2 separate regions of the Homo sapiens genome follow, and region 2 is linked to region 1. The links are chromatin loops, found by intact Hi-C in ENCODE. Cell type or tissue: prostate gland. All regions are shown on one strand. Links, peaks and the distances in the headings refer to the core of each region. The heading gives the core; the rest is flanking DNA.

Evidence for each region. Peaks named below come from ENCODE experiments on the same cell type or tissue, not always from the same donor. Only the 100,000 strongest peaks of a DNase experiment are listed, where the experiment ranks them.
Region 2: it touches region 1 in a loop (2.2-fold over the local background); 6 of 110 quality-filtered maps call a loop at or near these places.

Annotation. Positions count from the first base shown.
Region 1 is chr16:24,743,964-24,752,306 of GRCh38, forward strand. It overlaps TNRC6A (trinucleotide repeat containing adaptor 6A), which reads left to right. Exons shown (of 25, transcript NM_014494.4): 3 at 6,763-6,850. Among named protein-coding and RNA genes, the nearest start is that of TNRC6A, 18 kb to the left of the region's middle. In prostate gland, for the core only: no CTCF peak of the experiment used is centred there; a DNase peak (open chromatin) is centred at 4,478.
Region 2 is chr16:24,790,289-24,798,631 of GRCh38, forward strand. TNRC6A (trinucleotide repeat containing adaptor 6A) reads left to right here. Exons shown (of 25, transcript NM_014494.4): 6 at 1-1,529; 7 at 3,185-3,361; 8 at 4,256-4,431; 9 at 5,619-5,651; 10 at 7,202-7,282; 11 at 7,627-7,678. Among named protein-coding and RNA genes, the nearest start is that of SLC5A11, 52 kb to the right of the region's middle. In prostate gland, for the core only: no CTCF peak of the experiment used is centred there; no DNase peak of the experiment used is centred there; H3K27ac peaks cover 869 bases.

The DNA of each region.
Region 1 (8,343 bases), core at 285-8,284:
TGGTCAGGTCTTCAATCGAAGATCACAAGTAGCATTTAGTTTTCATGTTTGTTTAGTTGCCTGCATTCTGGAAGTTTCTTAGTTTCTGCTCTTCAGGACCTTGATATTTTTAAAGAATACAGGCTAGTTACTTTGTAGAATGTCCCTCAGTCTGTATTTGTCCGTTATTTCCTTATGACCTGATCAGGTTATGCAGTTTTGGCAGGAATAGTACAGAATTGATGTGGTGTTCTCAGTACATCATGTCAGGAGATGCCTGATATCCTTTTATCCCATTATTGGTGATGGTTAACTTCAACTGCTTGGGTGAGGTGGTCTCTGTCGGGTTTCATCACTGCAAAGTTAGTATTTTTCCCTTTGTAATTAATAACACTATTGTTGGGAGATACTTTGAGAGTACGTAAATGTCTTGTTTTCTCATCAATGTGCTTGCCTTAACCAGTAGGGCCAAGTAGTGATTTTTAAAGTCAACCATTCTTCTTACATTAGTTGATATTTTACTGTAAGATTTGGTACTTCTCTCCATTCACTCACTCAATCATTCATTCATATCAGTATGGACCCATGGGTTCTTATTTTATTCAGTTGTTTGTAATTTTTTATTAGCATAATTTATCGCTCAAATTATGGTGCTAGTGGAAGCCCCTTTCAAGCTCAACTTCCCACTTTTTGAGATCCATACTGTCATCTGGATCCTTACTGCTACCTGTTTGTATGCTATTCTCCTTCCTTCCTAAGGGGAAGACATGCCAGCTAAAGCTAAGCTAAGAAATATACAGCATTGCTGCCACTCTGTCTGTTGTCCTCTTTTGTGCTCATACTCTGTCACAAATATATATTTTTTATTAATTTGTATATGTACACGTCTCCAGAATTTCTTTATGCACGTACAAGGACATGTAAATATATATATATTCATATCCCTCCCAACACAAAAAGATAGCACACTGAGCCTTAGATTTTGTTTTGTTTTTCCAGTTAACTTTAAGCCTTCCTGATCCTTTCACATCAGGGTGTAGAGGAGACCTTTGTTTTGCAGCTGCATAATATTCCATTTTATGGATATATCCATTTTATTTAACTACTGTATTTGCAGATAATTGTCAGTTATTGTAAATAGCATGTTCCCCACCCTTCAATACGATGACCCCTTTCCACTTCCAGATAACTATTAGTTGTCCTTACTTTAAAAAATATGCAAAACTTCATTTTATCCTATTCTCTTCATTTTACAGCTGAAGCTTTTGAAAAACCGATCCAAATCTCCAACTTCCTTACCTATTTTTGCTCCAGTTCAGTTTTCATCTCTACTGTCTGGTGAATTCTATAGTTTTGAAGGTTGCTAGTGACTTCCTGTTGTGTAGTGCTAGACAGGTTTTGGTGATTAATTTAGGTAGGAGGATAAAAATGAGAAAAGGAATGGGGGGTGGCAATCAAATGGGAAAAGAGGAAGACTGGAAGGAAATAGAAGAAGGTGGGATCTGCATGGGAGAAAGTAGGAGAACAGAATGTTTTTTGGCAGAAGATGTAAAGTGTATTTTTATTTCTAGCTTGTAACATACAGCTGGCTTCTATGTGAGGATGAGCTAGCTTGTGGTGTGTTGCTGACTGATAGGCTAGTTGGGCCCTCAGGAAAGTTGCTTCCTGTTTTCTGTCTCCTAAAGCAAAATAGAGACACCTAACCCCTTGTCCCATTATTGTCATTTCTCCCTCTGTTGCCCAGGGTGGCATGCAGTGGCACAATCATAGCTCACTGCAGCCTCCAACTCCTAGGCTCAGTTGATTCTTGGGCCTCAGCCTCCCATGTAGCTGAGACTACAGGTATGTACCATCCCCCCCCCCCCCAGCTAATTGTTAGGATATTTTGAGTTATCTCAGATTTATTCTTTGCTTGCTTTTTTCACTGCCACCATGCTAGTTTGGGGAACTACACATTCACTTAGATTTTCGCAACAGTCTTCTCACCCTTGTTTTTGCCAATTTATTGCCTATTCTTACCCAACATTTTCCCTCCCTTTTTCAATTCCAGTCAGTGCTGGTCCCTGCAATTGTCATGCTGACAAGTCTCCATACTTCGCTTGTGCCCACACCTTTCTGTGCTCCTAAAAAATCTTGCCTCTTTTGCAAGAGCCAGATCAACTTCTTACTGCTCCATAAAGCCTTCCACAGTTGAAACAGCTCTTATACCTGTCTTACTTCACTAATCTTGTTTACAACCTGTACCAAATGTTTGCTTGTTTTCTTATTTCAGATGTGTTCAGTTGTTTCTACAAAATTGTAGGAATTTTTTTCCTATAAAAAAAATCATGTTTCCTAGCTGAGTGCAGTGGCTCACCCCTGTAATCCCAGTACTTTGGTAGGCCGAGGTAGGAGGATTGCTTGAGCCCAGGAGTTTGACACCAGCACCACCTCATTCCAGCTCGGGGCAACTGAGTGAGACTTCGTCTCTAAATAAATAAATAAGAAGTTTAGTGCTTGAGGTTTCTATTGGGAGCTGGTTCTGTACACTATGGAAATCTACTCCCCGCCCCACTTTAAAATTACTGTGTAGTATTCCTTGGTGTGATTACAGGATGATTTAACTTTTCCCTATTGATTGGTTTTTGGTTATGATTTTATGCTGCGGTGTCTATCTTTGTACGGTTCCTTTTTCAGAGGCTTAGATTTGAATTGATGGATCATAAGATAGTGACATTTAAAAATTCATTGTGAATAGATACTTCCAAATTGCTCACCAGAAGCTTAGTGCTAGTCCATACATACTTCTGATAGCAAGTACAAGAGTACCCTTCAGAAGGGATTAATTTTAATGATATTCAGGGCTGGGAATGTAGGAAAAATTGACCATCAAGTGTCAGGAGGCGCAAGAGTAGGAAGGGGCATTCTACCTCCAAGGTGTACCCTGCTCCCTTGATAGGCCCTTGAAATAGAGACAGACTCTCACTATGTTGCCCATTCTGTTCTCAAACTCCTGGCCTCCCAGACTCCTGGGATTACAGGCCTGAGCCACCATACCCGGCCAGAAACGCATTCTTGAACGGTACAAGTAAATCATTTGTAGTGGCTACTGGAAGATACGGGCAAAATTTGAAGCTTAGCTTGATTTGTTGTGTGGAATCCTAATCTTGATCTATTTGTTTTTTCAGATCGAGATATTGCATTTCCCCTAGTCAATGTATGAAACCAACTTTAAAATACAATTTACATACAGTAAAATTCAAACATTGAGTGTGTAGGTGAATGATTTGACAAATGTATACACCCTTGTAATTATCACTCCAATCAAGTTAGAAAACATTTCCATTTTCCTAGAAAGTTCCCTCAGTGGCATTGACTTTTACAGGCCACCTCAAAGCCTTTATACATGAGATGCAGGACATAAGTCAAGTTCTGATAAAAGGGGAGTCTGGTTTTTACAGACAACGAGGTAGATTCATAGAACTTACAGATGTGAGGTATCCTGCAAAGTAGCCTTCAGGGCATGGATGATTGCTAACTGGAGTGTTGTCTTGGTGGCAGGTGCATCAAACAGGGTGGCCCACTTAGGCCTTTCAAATCCATCAGTCCTTGCTCCTCTTGATAGTTGTGGTAAATGATATAGTCAGATGTCTTAAGTGAGTCTCTATGAACATTTAACTCCTGGAAGCTGACGTGTTTGGGCACAGGTGTTGTTGTTGTTTTTCCAGTTGGCTTTCTCTGAAGGAGGAGATATGGGAAAAAGCATGACTGGTTGGCTGTGATGATAGTGTTGAAGAACAAAACTTACTCCCCTCTGTGCTTACAGTATCGGCTGATACTGTGATATTTCCTTGAGAAGAAATGTCTGGTACATCTTTTAAGTACTAAAGGGGATATTTTTGGCCAGGAAAACACTTGCTAGTAACCTCATCAGAAAGTCTTGAAAATGAAGTTTGAGAAAGGAGAAAATACTCCAGATAGAGACCATTACATGGAGTAAAATTATAGTGACATAGAAGATCAGAAAAGGACATGTCTGTAATTCACAGCAGAACATGAAGAACAAATGCTGAAGGTGCTAGATGTTTCTGAATAAGTACCTGTGCTATTTTGACACAAGAAGGGTAAAGACAGCCTTTTGGGTGCCACTGAGGACTGGTGAGTTGGATTCATGGCTAGGCAATTGAGTGCTTACTAGATAAGCTTTGTGCTAAGTAAGCAGTCCTAATTCTTATAAAAATATTAAGACATTGACATGTATGGTCATTTGCCCCCAGTTTTTTCATGAAGAAACAGAGGCTGAAGAAGATTAAGTATTTTTAACTAGTAATCAGCTTTTAATCTTGACTTCTGCATGTCTCAGGGTAGGTAACATGACAGTGGTGTAACCTAGTTGCCGTTGTTTACTGATTTTACTCTGCTGCTCTCATATGCTGTGGCTTTCTTGCTCCTTGACTTCCCTGGGATTGTAGTGTGAGTGAGCTTGTTCAGTCTTACTACCTCCTGCACACAGAATTCAAAAGAGAGTGAGTCATGGCCACAGTTGGCAGGAATCTGTTATGTTACTCCATTAGCCACATGACACTTCTGCTTGTAACAAAATGACAGCGAAGTATAGCAACAGTTATCATACTCTTCTTCCAGTTATCCTTTTAGCTGATTTTAGTAGTCCTATACTTTACTAAGTTTTTATCAATTGTGCATAATGTCATTCATTTCATTTTTCGGTGTCTGCATCTCCTCTCAGTCTGTTCCATCAGCAAAGCCAACTTAAATTTTGTTTAATCTCATTGCAGCGCACCTATAGCAACAACCCCTTCCAGTTTCTTAGGCACTTGTCTTTCTCCTTTTATCTTCTTCAACATCCCTACTGCCATATGCATTCCAGCCTTGATAAATAATGTGCAGCTTCCAAAATGTCTAGTTCATATCTCCAAATCTCTCTTTTTCTGCCTGATATTCCTTTTTTTTGAAACAGAGTCTTGCTCTGTCGCCCAGGCTGGAATGCAGTGGTGCCATCTCAGCTCACTGCAAGCTCCACCTCCCAGTTTCACGCCATTCTCCTGCCTCAGCCTCCCGAGTAGCTGGGACTACAGGTGCCCGCCACCACGCCCCTGCCTGATATTCTTAGTGTCCCCTCTGGAAAGCTTCCTCAGGGCAGAGTTAGGTATTTTCATTTTGTGTGATGCTTTTCTTTGGGTAACTGGTTATTTTGGTTGTTGGTATTATGAATGAAGGTTTAGGGTCTAGACTTTAGGGTGATGACTACAGGTAGCCGGAGTGAGTTTCTTCCGCCTTTGCAAAGGTTTTTTTTGCCCAGTAGACTCCTTCCCTGAATGGGAAGGCTGATCTGTGTGAAGGGTGTTGATTGGCAAGCTTTACTTTACAGTGTGATGGAGGGAGTGGCAGCAGCCTCCAGTAAGATGGGCTTTGTTCTGGGACAACCAAACCCATTCAAGCACCTATCAGACTCCTGTGGAAGGTTTTGTTTCTTTAGAGAGTATTTCTTTGGCTTGAGGCTGCATTTAGAAGCAGCTACTATCTGTGGCTGTGTAGGCATCTGGATGGGAAGTGGGTGGGGTTGAGTAGCTATGGCTTTTCTATTCCTTAGGCAGTCTTTTTGCTTCATGCTCTCTTGCTCTGGTCTTCTGGAACCCTCTCTAGAGCTCCACCAGAAAGGATGGTGCCTAAAACATCTATTTCAGACTGCTCTTATGTTTATTCTTGGGTGGGGTGGCTTTTGCTTTTGCTTATTCATTTGCTTTGAATAGAATAAAAAAGTAATAACCCTTTTTCCTGAAAGGTAATAACCTGTTTCCTGAAACACATTTGCGCAGTCTGTCACTTTGAAATCCTGAACCAGAGGTTCTGTTGACAACTTTAACCATTTGAGATTTTTAAAATTTAAACAAACTAATATGAAGAATACATTATTAGACCAGGCGTGGTGGCTCACACCTGTAATCCCAACACTTTGGGAGGTCAAGGTGGGCAGATCACTTGAGGTCAGGAGTTTGAGACCAGCCTGGCCAACTTGGTGAAACCCCGTCTGTACTAAAAATACAAAAATTAGCCAGGCATGGTGGCAGGTACTTGTAAACCCGGCTACTCGGGAGGCTGAGGCAGGAGAATCACTTGAACTCGGGAGGTGGAGGCTGCAGTGAGCAGAGATCATGCCACTGCATTCCAGCCTGGGTGACAGAGCAAGACTCTGTCTCAGAACAAACAAGAGTACGTTATTGTTTCCCAAGAATTGATAGAATACCTTGGAATGTTGATAGAATATGAAATTGTTGTAATGCTGAAATACAAATCACCTATTTATTAATAAGTTATATTCTAAAAATATTTACAAAGCTTTTTAGAGCAAGGAAAACTAAAGGTAGCTTCCAGAAACCTAGGTGAGAGAGGATTGTGGGGAGGTCTCAGGCATTGCCATTAGCTACTAATTGATACTTGGGGCCAGTAGCAAGGTAACTCCAGCTTAAATGATGAAGTTTACATTCTAGGATTGGAGGAAATTGCTTGTTTCCCAATGTAAAATTTGCTAATTTTAGGTTGTCTTCCTTGATATGATATTGAGATAAAAGCTGTGCTACTTGTGGCTTATTAAAGTGAATTGTACCATATAGTGGCTATATAGTTAGGGTTAGGTTGCAGGTTGTGTTTTATTTCAATGAATGATAAAATAATAATTTGCCATGTCTTCTAATAAGAGTGAAAAAGTGAAAATGAATCTGTATGCAACATTATTTTTATTTCTTAATACATTTTGGGAAACTTAATTGCAACTGTGTGGTTCAGGGATTTAGTGCAAGAAGAAGAACAGTTGATGGAAGAAAAGAAAAAGAAAAAAGACGACAAGAAAAAGAAGGAAGCTGCTCAAAAGAAGGTAGTATGTGTGTAAACTATTTATATTAAGCAGTTTAAACATAGAATTAAAAAAAAATTACTCTTACAGATTTTGAAGGCATTTATTTGATTTAATGTTTTAGCTTTAATGGAGATTCATTTTAATATTTAATGTCTTTGAATATGCATATAAAGTAACTTGCTGAGTTTGTACAATTTAATGCATATTTAATCTTGTCAATAGTTTTTCAAAGGTAAGTACATTTTATGGATCTTTATCTTTCAAATAGCTGTTCCTAGGTGTTTCATAATATATCATTTTATAAGTGGGAAGAGCATGGAATTTGCAGCCAAGTTGAGAGTATTTGAAATCTCACTCTCCCACATAGCACATAGAATGGTGTGACTTTAGATTTTATTTAGCCTCTCTGGGCCTTAGTTTCCTTGTGTTTTGTTAAATGAGGGTTGAATTGAGATGATGTTATTATATGTAATACAGAAATAGAGTATTAAAGGAAAATGTAATAGACATAATAGGAAGTAAAGTGTCAGTTTCTTTTTCCCTCTTTATTTAGTACCTGGGCTGATTTTTAAAGTGTGCAGTGTACATTAGCCTTAAAATAAACCTCGGACATTGTTTACTGCAAGGGAATTCTAAACTAGCTAATTTAGTATAGGAAACTATAATTCAATGCAAAGTAAGTTAAAAAAATCTGTAATTATTAAAAATTTTCCATTTAATTGTTACATACCAAACAATTGTATTAGTATTGTTAATACTAAAAACTGATAATAGTTAGCTAAATGGGCACTCATCTCCTACTATGTCAAGGTTTCAAGACATTAAAATGCTCTAAAAACCTAGTGAAATTACTGTTTCAATTATCTGTTGTAATGAAAAATTATTTTAATTTCTAATATATGCCTTTTTTGAGCCAGGCATTGTGCTAGGAACTGGATGTAGACTATAGCAAGATACTTATGTCCACATTATTTAATAGGGGAAAACACAGGCTGTAAAAATGGCAGGTGAGGCATTTATGGGGAACTGTTGCAGTACAGAGAGAGAGGTGCATAACTCAGGCTGAAATGGGGCAGAGGGACAGAGAAATTTCGTTAGAGTAGAAATTAGGTGAATAAGGAGCAGAATAGAAAAGGATTCCAAACAGTGAAAACTCAGAAATACTTGGTAGCCTGTATGCATTAAAGGATGGGTTTTGCTTGGGGGAAAGGGAGGGAACCAAGGGTAGAACTCTGAAGAGTTGAACTAGGAAAGGCTAGGAGGTTTTCTCAAGGCTTTGGGGAAAATGCTGAAAATGTTTTAGTAGAGTGACATAAAAGTTTGTATTTTAGTATGTTTACCTTGGAAAATTGTGGAATTGGTTTAGAGGGGGTAGATACCAGAGTGTGAAATACTGGTGAAGGGACTATTAAAGTAATCCACAGAATTTGTTTAAAGGATATAGAGGGAGAGTCAGCTTAGATTGACTCGCAGGTTCCAGATGAGTGACTACATTTGAGAGGAGTTAATCA
Region 2 (8,343 bases), core at 266-8,265, 46 kb after region 1:
TCTAATGCAGCCTGGCGTAAATGGTCCTATGGGCACTAACTTTCAAGTTAACACAAACAAAGGAGGTGGTGTGTGGGAATCTGGTGCAGCAAACTCCCAGAGTACATCATGGGGAAGTGGAAATGGCGCAAATTCTGGAGGAAGTCGAAGAGGATGGGGAACCCCTGCACAAAACACTGGCACTAATTTACCCAGCGTTGAGTGGAACAAACTGCCTAGCAATCAGCATTCCAATGATAGTGCAAATGGCAATGGTAAGACGTTTACAAATGGATGGAAATCTACTGAGGAAGAGGATCAGGGTTCTGCCACATCTCAGACAAATGAGCAAAGCAGTGTGTGGGCCAAAACAGGAGGTACAGTGGAGAGCGATGGTAGTACAGAAAGCACTGGACGCCTTGAGGAAAAAGGAACTGGGGAAAGTCAGAGTAGAGACAGAAGAAAAATTGATCAGCACACATTACTCCAAAGCATTGTAAACAGAACTGACTTAGATCCACGTGTCCTGTCCAACTCTGGTTGGGGACAGACTCCTATTAAGCAGAATACTGCCTGGGATACAGAAACATCACCTAGAGGGGAACGAAAGACTGACAATGGGACAGAGGCCTGGGGAAGCTCTGCAACACAGACTTTTAACTCAGGGGCATGTATAGATAAGACTAGCCCTAATGGTAATGATACCTCATCTGTATCAGGGTGGGGCGATCCCAAACCTGCTCTGAGGTGGGGAGATTCCAAAGGCTCAAACTGCCAGGGGGGGTGGGAAGATGATTCTGCTGCTACAGGAATGGTCAAGAGCAATCAGTGGGGGAATTGCAAAGAGGAGAAGGCTGCATGGAATGACTCGCAAAAGAATAAACAGGGATGGGGTGATGGACAAAAATCAAGCCAAGGGTGGTCTGTTTCTGCCAGTGATAACTGGGGAGAAACTTCAAGGAATAACCATTGGGGTGAGGCCAATAAGAAATCCAGCTCAGGAGGTAGTGACAGTGACAGGTCCGTTTCCGGTTGGAACGAACTTGGTAAAACTAGTTCTTTCACTTGGGGAAACAACATAAATCCAAATAATTCATCAGGATGGGATGAATCTTCTAAACCTACTCCTTCCCAGGGATGGGGAGACCCTCCAAAGTCTAATCAGTCTCTAGGTTGGGGAGATTCGTCAAAGCCAGTCAGCTCTCCAGACTGGAACAAGCAACAAGACATTGTTGGATCTTGGGGAATCCCACCAGCTACAGGCAAACCTCCTGGTACAGGCTGGCTGGGGGGACCTATACCAGCCCCAGCAAAAGAAGAAGAACCCACAGGCTGGGAGGAACCATCCCCAGAATCTATACGTCGCAAAATGGAGATTGATGATGGAACTTCAGCTTGGGGAGATCCAAGCAAATACAACTACAAAAATGTGAACATGTGGAACAAAAACGTCCCAAATGGCAACAGCCGTTCAGACCAGCAAGCACAGGTACATCAGCTGCTAACGCCTGCAAGTGCCATCTCAAACAAAGAGGCAAGCAGTGGCTCTGGTAAGTTTCTATTTTATGAAATCAAGCCTTGTTTTAACTTACTGTTATTATAAGATTTGTATAACAAAGTACTTGGATATGCACACAAAGGCTGTTCTTACTGTAATCCAGAAGCAGCTTGAAAAAAATTATAGGGGTGATGTTTACCACCAGAGAACAGAACTCCACTTTTGGCAGTGTTGTTTGAGTCCTGCACACTTCATTCTCTATTAGAAATGCAAGAGAAGGCGAATTGGACAAAGGCGGTCAAGTGGGAATGCTGTACACTTCTCCAAGTTGTTTTTGAGTTAGGCCTTAACTTGTGGTTTTATTATTTGACTAAAATATCTCCAGAAATAAAACAAGTATCTCATAAATACAGTACTCTCTAAACATTAGGTTGTATATTTGGCTTTAGAAGGGATTTTTTTTTTTAAGTAGGTGAGAAATCCAACTCTACTTAGATACAGTATATATGTTTGTGTATTTAAAACATTTGACAATACCTTTCTAGTATATCCTTACTTTCCTCTCTAATAATGAACTAATTCCTATCTCTGCAAATTTTCCCAACAACATTTTTGTTAAGTGTGATTGGCTACATTGTCTTTGTTAATAAAAGTTTTATTGACTTAATAGTCTCATTGGAAGTGGATATGGGAGTGCTTTCATGAGCTAACTTTTTGGCACTGAATTTTTTTTTTTTAGTCTAAGTATAGTTTGTTGTATTAATTTAGGTTTGATTCTTAAAAGGAAGAAGTATGTATCTAAGATGAAGCCTGTTGGCTTTGATTTTTTTTAATGAAACATTTATGGCTTTTTTTTTTTTTTTTTTTTTTTTTGCTTTGGACAACCTCAGCCTAATACTTCAGATTTTAAAATAAGCATTGTTCAGCATATGTAAAAAGTAGGTGACCCATTATTGTTAGCTGGGTAGTAAATTGTTTTTCCAGTGTAGGTGGTGTGGAAGGGGTACACTTGTGGCACAATTTTTTTTTTTTTTTTTTTTGGAGATGGAGGCTTTCTCCGTCACCCAGGCTGAAGTGCAGTGGCATGATCTCGGTTCACTGCAGCCTCCACCTCCCAGGTTCAAGCAATTCTCCTGTCTCAGCCTCCTGAGTAGCTGGGACTACAGGTGTGTGCCACCACGCCCAGCTAATCTTTGTATTTTTAGTAGAGACCAGGTTTTGCCATGTTGCCCAGGCTGGTCTCAAAATCCTGACCTCAGGTGATCCACCTGCCTCAGCCTCCCAAAGTGCTGGGATTACAGGCATCAGCCACTGTACCCAGCTGGTACAGATGTTATACATACACTGTCACCCAGCTTATCACCTGCTCCAATTTACAAGGTTTGGTTTAGAATGACTTGACTTTTTCAGGAATTAAACTGATGCTCAAAGGAGAGTGGTTTTCCATAACTATGCAAAAATCAGCTCTAGGTCTAGAGGGTAATTATGAAAAAAGTTAAAAAAATTCTCACCTTATATTAATGGGAAATAGTTTGTCTTTTTTTAACATAAAACAGATGCCATCTTTTTGCCTATCACAGTATCATTATTCAGTACATAAACATGAAGTTCTTCATCCTTGGTCCCTAAGTTTTCTTTATTGTCCCTTATTCCACTGCACCTCCTTACCTTCTATGCTGATGACTTCTTTTCCCACACTTTCTAAAGGCTGGGGTGAGCCCTGGGGGGAGCCTTCTACTCCAGCCACAACTGTGGATAATGGTACTTCAGCATGGGGTAAGCCCATAGACAGTGGTCCCAGCTGGGGGGAACCCATTGCTGCGGCATCCAGCACATCCACGTGGGGCTCCAGCTCTGTTGGTCCACAAGCATTAAGCAAATCTGGTAAGTTATTGACAATGCCTGGTAGCTGTTATGTAGCAGTGGCGAACACTCACTGACTATAATTAAATAATTAGATAAGGTTTCTATGTTATTTATAATATATTCATATAATGTAACATGATAGATGATGTTCAGTATTTTGCTCTTTGATTTTGTAACGTGGTTTATTCTCTTTCTGAATTTTCCTCTTTTCTCATATTTCTTAGAACTGTAACTATTCATTTGCATATACTTCATCAAATCTAAATTATATTTTACCAAATTAGGTTATCTAGGAAGAGTCTACTAGCAACTTTCATGCCATCCAGCCTGAGAGGCCAACTAGTGTAGCCATGAGGACACATATTCAGACTGTCAGATGATTCCCTGAAAGTTACAATTAGCATAGTTCAGAAAAGACCCAAGATTGAAATTAACATTGTCATTATCCCATAGGCTGTGTACAAGATGCCCGGTAGGAATCCCAAGGGCCATGTGTGAAGATAAGATGCTTTCTGCTTAAGGCTTTGAATACTCTCTGGCCATTCTCCCTAAAAATATATATAAAAATTAATTCTTTCAAATTTCATTCATCTTCTTTGTCCTGTGCATCACTATGCAGATTATTAAGTGGGTACAAACAAGAGTGCTACCATTGTCCATGTTCAAGAACTATGATTTGTTAAAGGCATGGAGGAGTTTTATTAAATTTTTAAATAAGAATATATTATTTTTCATGGAAGGTTTAGCTCAGTATAAAACATACTTTCCTTCTGTGCAGATGCAGGAAGGGAAATAAGTGTGCACGTGTGTGTTTTCTTAGGTTCTCTACCCAATTTTTAATATATACTTATTCTCCAGAAGGAATTCTTTTATTAAAGTATGTTTCTCTTTATATCACAAATCCACAATCAGGGCCAAAATCTATGCAAGATGGCTGGTGTGGTGATGATATGCCATTGCCTGGAAATCGCCCCACTGGCTGGGAAGAGGAAGAGGATGTGGAGATTGGAATGTGGAATAGTAATTCATCTCAAGAGCTTAACTCATCTTTAAATTGGCCACCATATACAAAGAAAATGTCATCGAAGGTAAACATTTCAAGGGCAAAGCCCTTGAAACTTTAAATTCCAAAGGTAGTTTACCCACAGAAAATTAACTTTTCGCCTGCCCATTTCTGGCGGTCAGTACAGTCCAGGCAGCCCCCACCTTAGGTATAGCCACTTGTATGGGCAGCCACCTAGAGAAACATAAGAAAGACCACAGGAACTTCCTTTCTCCCCACTGCTACAGCTTGGGATTTCTCTCTTCCTCCCCCTCCACCAGTGCTGCCTGGGACAACCCCTCATCCTAGGGTGGTGCCTGCAGTGGTGAGGATGAAGAGGAGGGCAAATCTCCATGTTGACTCTTTCCATCCCACTGCCAGTTCATCTCCCATTTCATTTCCTCACCTGGAGTCCCCCGCCACCCGCTTACCCAGAGTCACCATCCTCCTTATTCACCTGTCATGTTTGTCCCTATCCCATCCCAAAAGGTCCTGTGACAAAAATCCCTAGGAATGATCTGAGCTTGGTTTTGCTTTTATGTGTGGACAAATCATATTCCTAAAGCTGGCTGTACATCGAAATCCCATGGCATTTGTTAAAAATGCAGCTTCCTGTACCTCAGGTCTACTGAAGTTTTGGAAATTGGACCAAGTTTCTTATCCTAAAGAAACTCCTCAAATGTCTCTGATGCAGAGCCAGGTTTGGGAAGCACTGATTTAGAGCACTGGTTCTTAAGAGGTGGCACTGGGGGCTGCTGTCAGATCCTCCTGGGGACCATTTTCAAAATATGTGCCCAGTCCCCCAGGTGGTTCTAACATAACATCCTAACCCACCCTACTTGAGAATGATTACCTTTTGAGGGACCTTAGAAGTCAGATACCAGTGGATAGCTGGACTAGGTAACTGCCAAGGTTCCTCACTTTTAATCCTGGGATTCTAAGTCTAGGACCTGCCATTTTCATTTTTAAAATTTTTCATTTGGCTGAATTTGCCTATTGCCTTGCCATATAGCTTATGAAGTGCTTTTACATGTTTTACATAAGTCATTTGATCCTCACAACCATCTAAGATAGGACACTGATGAATTTGAGACTGGAAAAGGTGGTGACTTGCCCAAAGTTGCGATAACTAGTAAGCGACAGAGTAAGGACTTAAGTTTAGGTCTTCCAGTTCCAAACCCCATGTTCTTCCCACTGGACCATGCTGTTTTGTGACTTTGTCTTTCCTTACAGGGTCTGAGTGGCAAAAAAAGGAGAAGGGAAAGGGTGTGTAGCCTTTTTACTCTTTCTCCTTTGTTTCTACTAGTAAAAATCTTTAGAAAGCAACTGCAAACATTTATTTAGCCTCTGCTGTGTGCCAGGTACTGTGCTTGGTGCTGGGGATTCAAATACACTAAGATATGAGTTTCACCTTTCGGGAGCTCACAGTCTAGTATGGGGCATTAGGAGAGCTTCATAGAAGTGTCAGCTTGAATTTGGAAGATGCTTGGGATGGGATGTGTTAAGGAAGATAGTAGCCCAACATAACCAAAATGTAGAATTTTTAGGAAGAAGTGACAAGAGATCTGGCTCTGTAGTTGAGGCAGATTGTAGTGTCTTCAGTAGCATGCCAAGGAATTTGAACTTTATTTTGTGTAAAATATGGAACCAACGAAATTGAGTAGAAAACAACATCAGTGGGGTTTTTAAATTACTAATTTTAAAAGAAAGCTAATCAGTGATAGTATGAAATATAAATTGGTGCAGAGGGGAGACCACAGTTAGGGATCTCAGGGAGCATCTGCGTTAATTCAAGCTAGAAAGGACAGCTTGAGTTGGGAAATAAGAATGGATATATAGTGGAAGGGACTAATTTGAGAGGCATTTCAGTCAGAATAGAAAGGACAGAAGAACTTGGCAACTAGTTAGGTATGGGGATGGATGGGGTGAAAGGAAAAGGGATCAAAGCCAACTTCAGAATCTGCGGAGAGAGTTAGATGCTTGCTTCAGAGACCTGCATTTGGGGGGAAGTTGTGAAGCTGTGTTCTGTTCCACAGTCAGAAGGAATGGACAGTAGCAATGGGAAGGGGTAATGAAGTAATGAAGGCAACAGACTGAGAATGGTCCAGTGAGACCATAATGAGAGACATAGATCTCTATGGCTTCCAGCCTCCTTGTCTACCAGACTGCTGATCACAGACCCTCCATCCTCTTAACTCATGTCTCAATGGAGTTTGCGTACCACCCATACCCCAACCAGCCGCAGAGAGCCAGCCCTAAGCAGGAGGAATCCCAGGTTCAACTTCTGCTAGAGATGTTGTGTTCTTGGCAACACAAATTGAAATTTTAAAATACTTTTTCATGTGGAAAACACATGGTGTTTTTTCAGTAGGATGCATATAGCATAATTAAATTAGGGGTTAAGTTGGCTTCTTTGGACTAACCTTAGAACCTAGTCACTATTTTTTTACTTTGGTTTGGAGTGAGAATTCCAGAAATCTAAATTATAACTAATCTTACAGTTCTCCGTTACTCAGAGGCCCTGTTTTCATATTTGTGGGTCATCGAGGCCTTTTGCTTCCGTCTTTTCCTTCTGACTGCTTGCCTTTAGAGATTTCTCTGTACATTACAGCTATACCAGAGGACTGGAGCAAAGGAAGTTGAAAATCAAATAAGTTGATTTTTAATTATTAACAACTCTGATAAGAGTTGATTGGAGGAGAAATTATTGGCTAAAAATGAGAATTGGGGATTGTCTTAAGTTTTATTAATCCGTCACTATACCCAGATAAACAGAGATGGCCATGGCATCTTTTCTACTCTTTTATTTTACAAAGGGAATGATGAAAGGTGGAAACAAACAAGAAGAAGCGTGGATAAATCCATTTGTTAAACAGTTTTCAAACATCAGTTTTTCGGTAAGTATGTTTTCTTAGCAGCTCCTTCCTCTTTTAATGGTGGTCCATGATTTATCTTGATTTCACTCTTTTTAAGAATTATTTTTCATCTTCGAGTCCTTAGGAATGTACTTGATGTTAGAGTAAAATCGGCCTCCAAACCTTCATTTTTATGGTTTTAGCTAAAAACTTCAATCACATGTCTTATTTTAAAACATTTTAAAAATTACATTAGGCAGTGAAAAATGAAGCTTTATGATCCACTTGAATTTCACAGATAATGAAACACAGTAAAATTCTTCATTTTTTATTTGTTTTCATTGATAAATTAAGGTCTGCTAACATGCTGCATTTTCTTTCTTCAGAGAGACTCACCAGAGGAAAATGTACAAAGCAATAAGATGGACCTTTCTGGAGGTAAGAGAAAATTAAATCTGTTTATATTCCTCATTGAGGGACACGCACATCCATGACATGATTCTACTGAAAGAGCCCTGACGTAGATCAGGACAGGGGAGGCTGTGCTCTCCAATAGACGTACACATGCTGTGGTTAAATGAGTGCATGTGCCTTGAAAGTGCAGGACCACTGTGCAGATCAGTGGTGATATTAGTCTGATTACTTTACACATAATCCTGCCAAGAGGGAGTTACTCAGATTGGAGGGTATAGTCTTCTTGATTAGGGAACAGCACGTAGAAGGGCCTAGATGTATGACAGACTCTTAAAACTATACTGGAGGAATGGCAAGTCATTCCATAGAATGAGTCAAGAAAAACAGTTTTGGTGGGGGCAGCCGTGGTGGTGGTAGTGAAAGATCACCTGGATAAAGATGCTAGAAAACAAGGTCGGTGCTGAGTCATGAAGAGCTTGGGAATTTGAACTTTATTCTTAAAATATGGGATTAAAGTGAAGCAAGGGAATGACATGGTTTGGATTTATGTTTTAGAAAAATCATCTTGATTATAGATTGAAAATAGGATAGAAAACATTGGCAGCAGGAGATAGAGAAAAGACACTGAAGATAGCAAAACCAGTAGATAGTTGTTGCAGTAGCCAGTAATTATTTCAAAGCTCCAAACC